Linked DNA regions of Homo sapiens: region 2 is linked to region 1. The links are chromatin loops, found by intact Hi-C in ENCODE. Cell type or tissue: pancreas. All regions are shown on one strand. Each heading gives the region's core, and the rest is flanking DNA. Links, peaks and the distances in the headings are about the cores only. Region 1 overlaps DNAJB12 (DnaJ heat shock protein family (Hsp40) member B12). Region 2 has its middle 32 kb from the start of SPOCK2.

Region 1 (2,906 bases), core at 228-2,727:
AGGCTCCAGGCCCAGATAGGAAATAACGGTTGGGGCCTGGACCCCAGAGAGTGGGGGACTCACCCCAGCTGCATCACCAGAAGTGGAGGAGTCTCCATAGAGCCCCGAGATTTGGCCCTTCCCCACAGCTCCTGCTGCTTTCCAGTTCACAATAAGGATATTGTGTGTCTGTCTGGCCTGCATGTCAGACTATGACTTCAGGTTTACAGAACCTCCAGAAAGGGATGCCCATCCTATTGGGCACGTCAAGAGAGAATGAGGAAAGAGGTTTTTGGTGGTTTTCATAAAGTCGGAGAGAGAACTTGAAGCAAGAGACACCTGCTTTTGTTTGACTCCCAGCTCTGTAACATATTAAAGCTGTGTAAGCTTAGGCAGTCACTTCTCTGAGCCTCAGTTTTCTCATTGGTGAAATGGAGATAGGGTTGCTCTTAGAGGTAAATGAGTTGACCTGGTGTGGTGGCTTATGTCTATAATCCCAGCACTTTGGGAGGCCAAGGTGGGAGGATCCCTTGAGCCCAGGAGTTTGAGACCAGCCTGGGCAACTTGGCAAGACCTCATCTCTACAAAAAATACAAAAAATTAGCTGAGTGTGGTGGTTCACGCCTGTAGTCCCAGCTACTCAGGAGGCTGAGGTGGGAGGATCGCTTGAGCAAAGGAAGTTGAGACTGCAGTGAGCCACGGTTGCTCCACTGCACTCAGCTTGGGTGACAGAGTGAGGCCCTGCCTCAAAAAATAAAATAAACAAACAAAAAGAAGTAAATGAGGCCACACTCCTAGGAGGCCTGGCACATTGACAAAGCTTGACCATTGTCTTGAGGAGAACAAGGAGCCTGTGTTACCCTCCACCCAGCCAGGCTGCCCAGATCCACTGAGGGGTCTTCCTGCATGCCCCCTCCTTACACTGGCCAAGCTTCCTGCCCACCCCAAGGACGTCTGCTTCCTAAAGCACTGCTTGAGTACCTGAGAAAAGTGAGCACTCGGCTGCCATGGGAGCCTCCCCCCGCACCCCAGGATCCTCAGGCCTGACCTTTCCTCCTCCTCTCCAGCCATTGGCACAGCATATGCGGTACTCAGCAACCCGGAGAAGAGGAAGCAGTATGACCAGTTCGGCGATGACAAGAGCCAGGCGGCCCGGCACGGCCATGGGCATGGGGATTTCCACCGTGGCTTTGAGGCCGACATCTCCCCTGAAGACCTCTTCAACATGTTCTTTGGCGGCGGCTTCCCTTCTAGTAAGTTCCCCACCCTCCCCACAGCCAGGTATCCCTGGGGTGATGGTGGGAATGGCATGCCAGCCTCTCCCTTTCCCAACAGACCTGGCTCCTGACTCAGCCCCTCTGACCCCCAGGTAACGTCCACGTCTACAGCAACGGCCGCATGCGCTATACCTACCAGCAAAGGCAGGACCGCAGGGACAACCAGGGTGATGTGAGTGAGGAGGGCGCCAGGGACAGCGCGGGAAGGGCACCAAATCCACCCCAGGGAGGGGGCTTGGAGGAGGGTGTTCCCTCCCACACTGTCCATTCTGGGACCAGCAGAGTCCCCATAACTCTCAGCCAAGGAGCCCTCTGGGCCTCCCTTGCCATTCTGCTGAGTGACACCAGAGGGCGCCACACGAGGGAGCCATGCTCCACATTGCCGGCGGGAGCGCGGCTTTGCTGGCCTGGCTGGGGAGTGGAACCAGAAACCCCACCCACAGCCAGGTTTGAGTGTGAGGCTCCCATGCAGACCGCTCGCTGGTAAGGCCAAAGTGACATCCTCTAAGCAATGGAAAGTTACACTTTGTGAGAGAATTTTATTTTATTTTTCATTTTTTTCATGGGTCTCAGCTATTTTCTCTCAACTTTGTGAGAGAAATTTCTTTTTTTTTAATTGAGATGGAGTCTTGCTCTCTCGCCCAGGCTGAGTGCAGTGGCGCGATCTCGGCTCACTGCAACCTCCGCCTCCCGGGTTCAAGCCATTCTCCTGCCTCAGCCTCCCGAGTAACTGGGATTACGGGTGCGTGCCACCACCCCCGGCTAATTTTGTATTTTTAGTAGAGATGGGGTTTCACCATGTTGGCCAGGCTGGCCTTGAACTCCTGACCTCTGGTGATTCACCCGCCTCAGCCTCCCAAAGTGCTGGGATTATGGGCGTGAGCCACTGCGCTCTGCCACTGAGAGAATTTTAAAGGATGACAACATAGGTGCCGACTCTTCTTGCTAAAAAGCCAAAAGATACTTTTAAAAAGATATTTACAAAAATTTGGGAGGCCAAGGTGGGTAGATCACCTGAGGTCAGGAGTTTGAGAGCAGTCTGGCCAACATGGTGAAACCCCGTCTCTACTAAACATACAAAAATTAGCTGGGCGTAGTGGCAGGCGCCTTTAATCCCTACTCGGGAAGCTGAGGCATGAGAATCACTTGAACCCAGGAGGCAGAGGTTGTGTTGAGCCGAGATCGTGCCACTGCACTCCATCCTAGGCAACAGAGCAAGACTCCGTCTCAAAAAAAAAAAAAAGTATAAAAATTATAACTAGACAGTGCTTCAAACACATTTTGTATGCCACAGATCAAAGAACAGCTAGCTGGCTAAAATTAAAATATTGTGGACAATTGCAAAACATTTTAAATTCTGGCCAGGCGGAAGGGGTTTCCTTTTGCTCTGACAATATTTATTCAATTTTTTTTTTTTTTAATTTTTTGAGATGGAGTCTCGCTCTGTTGCCCATGCCGGAGTGCAGTGGCACAATCTTGGCTCACTGCAACCTCTGCCTCCCAGGTTCAAGTGATTCTCCTGTCTCAGGCTCCTACGTAGCTGGGAGTACAGGCGCCCGCCACCACACCCAGCTAATTTTTGTATTTTTAGTAGAGACGGGGTTTCACCATGTTGGCCAGGCTGGTCTCGAACTCCTGACCTCGTGATCT
Region 2 (2,906 bases), core at 93-2,592, 280 kb after region 1:
ACCAGCAAGCTCAGACTTGGAGGCTCAGGAGCTTTCTGGAAGGTGGCGTGAGGAGCGATGGGGTTTGCCAAGGGGCTGCTCCCAGCATGTAGGATGAAAGGGATGGTGATGAGAACAGCGGTTTCGGATTCGGAGTGGCTAGGAGGAGCCTGCAGCCTGCTGAGGGGGAGGCCTTCTGAATGAGCGTCTTCAACCGTCAGGGAAATGTTGGCTTTTGTACCTGGCGGATTGACATTTGCTCAGGTGACGGGAAGCCAGAGGCCAGCCAGGGCCCCGGCTTCTGGAACAATCCTTCCATTGTCACCATGTCCTGTCAACCTGGGTTCCCAGGGTTCCTTGGCCCAACAGCAAACAGAGCATTGCCGGGGACAGGCCCAGGTGTCAACCTGCAGTACAGACGTGGCTGCGGCCGTTCGGGAAACCATTGCTGGAGCCCAGATGCGTGGGAACCCCCTGCCCACCCCCTCCCTGGGCACAGCACCGTCCTCAACCAGGCCTCCCCATGTGCCCACCGCATCCTGGCACCTTGCTTTCCCTCAGCATTTAGCCTCCTGGGAACAGGGTCTATGTATTGACTTCTCTCCGGTGAATAACTGGGTCCTGGGAACAAATCTGAAAGAAAAAACCCAGACTGCACACAGAGTCCTACAGGCAGCATTTCCCTCCCACCCGCCACCTTTGTGGAGAGCTCAGAGAGGTGAGGGGGTGTATTTGACCAAAAACAAACAAAAACCAGAACTTTTTATATTTTGAGCAAAATAGGTGAGGGAGAGGAGAGGAAAAAACAAACATTTCTATGTTCCCTTCAATGCCCTATGTCCTTTACATTATTATTATTATTATTATTATTATTATTATTATTATTATTCAGAGAAGGTTTCTCACTCTGTTACCTAGGCTGGAGTGCAGTGGTGAGATCATAGCTCACAGTAACCTCAGACTTCTGGGCACAAGTAATCCTCCCACCTCAGCCTCCCTAGTAGCTGGAACTACAGGTGTGTGCTACCATGCCCAGCTAATTGTTAAACTTTTTGTAGAGATGGGGGTCTTGCTATGTTGCCCAGGCTGGTCTCGAACTCCTGGGCTCAGCCTCCCAAAGTGCTGGGATCACAAGCGTGAGCCAGTCCAGGCTGCGTCTGCTGTTGAATCCCCTCAGCAACTCCACGAGGCAGGGATCACCAGCCACTCAGACCCATTTATGGATGAGAAGACTCTGTTTCCCAGGGCTGACCTTGGCTCAGGCAGGGGTGTGTGGTGGAGCCTTGGTGTTGCTCCAGGCCTGGCTCACTGCAAGTTCAGCTGCCCAGGGCTGTAGCCACTCCTGGCATGCCTCCCGCACTGAGATAATGCCCAAGGTGGAAAATCCTGTGTTTTCATCAGTAAGTCATGGTTGAATGTGGATGGGAGCGTGGGTACTGGGGAAGTACAGAAGAAGGTAAGACATGGAGATTCTTCCAGGACCTGCTTCTGAACTTGGGTCAGCACCTCTCCATGGGCCTCAGTTTCCCCATCTGTAAGATGAGGGGATTGGACTCAGTTGTCCAGTGTTGTGAGTCTGTGAAAACGTGCACAGGCAAACAAACAAACAAACAAAAAAACAAAAAACATGCACAGGTACGAGTCCAGAAAATGTCTTGTTAGGTTCGGGATTGTCTTGCTTTCTCTCTCTCTCTCTCTCTCTCTCACATTGCACATTTGGTGTGACTCTGCCACTGTTTCTCTGGAAGGGTGGGCATCCTTGATGCACCCCTGTGGGATGGGTCAGCCTCTAGAGAAAGCTGGGCTGACCCTTGAGGTCAAGCTCCTGCTCCCGCTGCCCATCCTCTTCTGATTCCAGCCATGCCAGTAGAGGGGAGGGTGGATGCCTTCCAAGTCTCCCAGGAATATTTGCTTCCCTGGCGCTGGTGGGGAAGGAGGCCCCTCCCTGCACTATCTCCTCTCAATCTCCTTATTTTAATTTTATTTATTTATTTATTTGTTCTTGAGACAGAGTCTCACTCTGTCGCCCAGGCTGGAGTGCAATGGCGTGATCTCAGCTCACTGCAACCTCCGCCTCCCGGGTTCAAGCGATTCTCCTGCTTCAGCCTCCCAAGTAGCTGGGATTATAGGTGCACACCACAATACCCAGCTAATTTTTTTTTGTATTTTTAGTATAGATGGGGTTTCACTATGTTGTCCAGGCTGGTCTAGAATTCCTGACCTCAAGTGATCCACCCGCCTTGGCCTCCCAAAGTGCTGGGATTACAGGCATGAGCCACCGTGCCTGGCCTCAATCTCCTTTATAGTCTATCTGAGGGGGAAAAAAAGCGAAACTATTTTTTTCTCTTCTACTCTCACTCTGTCAACACACAATACTTCCCCTTTGGTCACCAAAATGTGTGGGGATTTTTCTCTACACACCAAGTTGTTCTCCAGGGGACACCACTTAGCTGTCCCACATTCAATTCAATTCCTACACTGCCTGGAGAGAGTGACACATCGTGCAGGTCAGGGCTCAGTCCCACCAGGCACAGTGGCGAACTGGGAGGCCAAAATGGGAGGATGTCTTGAGGCCAGGAATTTGAGACCAGTCTGGGCAACAGAGTAAGACCCAATCTCTACAAAAAAGCAAAACAATTAGTCAGATGAGGTGGCATGCACCTACAGTCCCAGTTACTTGGGAGGCTGAGGCTGGAGGATTGCTTGAGCCTGGGAGGTCAAGGCTGCAGTGAGCCATAATTATACCACTGCACTCCAGCCTGGGCAAGAGAGTGGGACCCTGTCTAAAAAAAATTAAAATGAATTTAGCAATTTTAAAAAGGGCTCAGTCCCACAAGTCTGCCCCCACCTCAGATGCCCGTCACCAGCCCCAGGTTCTGACCTGTGCTTCTGACCTATGGGCTACAGATCAGGGTTCTCATACTCCC

Evidence for each region. Hi-C counts contacts between places; a loop is a spot of excess contacts. Peaks named below come from ENCODE experiments on the same cell type or tissue, not always from the same donor. Only the 100,000 strongest peaks of a DNase experiment are listed, where the experiment ranks them.
Region 2: a loop joins it to region 1, with 3 times the contacts of the local background. A loop is called at or near these places in 73 of 110 quality-filtered maps.

The regions. Positions count from the first base shown.
Region 1 is chr10:72,339,311-72,342,216 of GRCh38, reverse strand. DNAJB12 (DnaJ heat shock protein family (Hsp40) member B12) reads left to right here. Exons shown (of 9, transcript NM_017626.7): 4 at 1,047-1,232; 5 at 1,349-1,428. Among named protein-coding and RNA genes, the nearest start is that of DNAJB12, 14 kb to the left of the region's middle. In pancreas, for the core only: a CTCF peak has its summit at 1,600 (motif pointing right); DNase peaks (open chromatin) are centred at 941 and 1,496; H3K27ac peaks cover 808 bases.
Region 2 is chr10:72,054,598-72,057,503 of GRCh38, reverse strand. No RefSeq gene overlaps it. Among named protein-coding and RNA genes, the nearest start is that of SPOCK2, 32 kb to the left of the region's middle. In pancreas, for the core only: no CTCF peak of the experiment used is centred there; DNase peaks (open chromatin) are centred at 343 and 1,293; H3K27ac peaks cover 1,110 bases.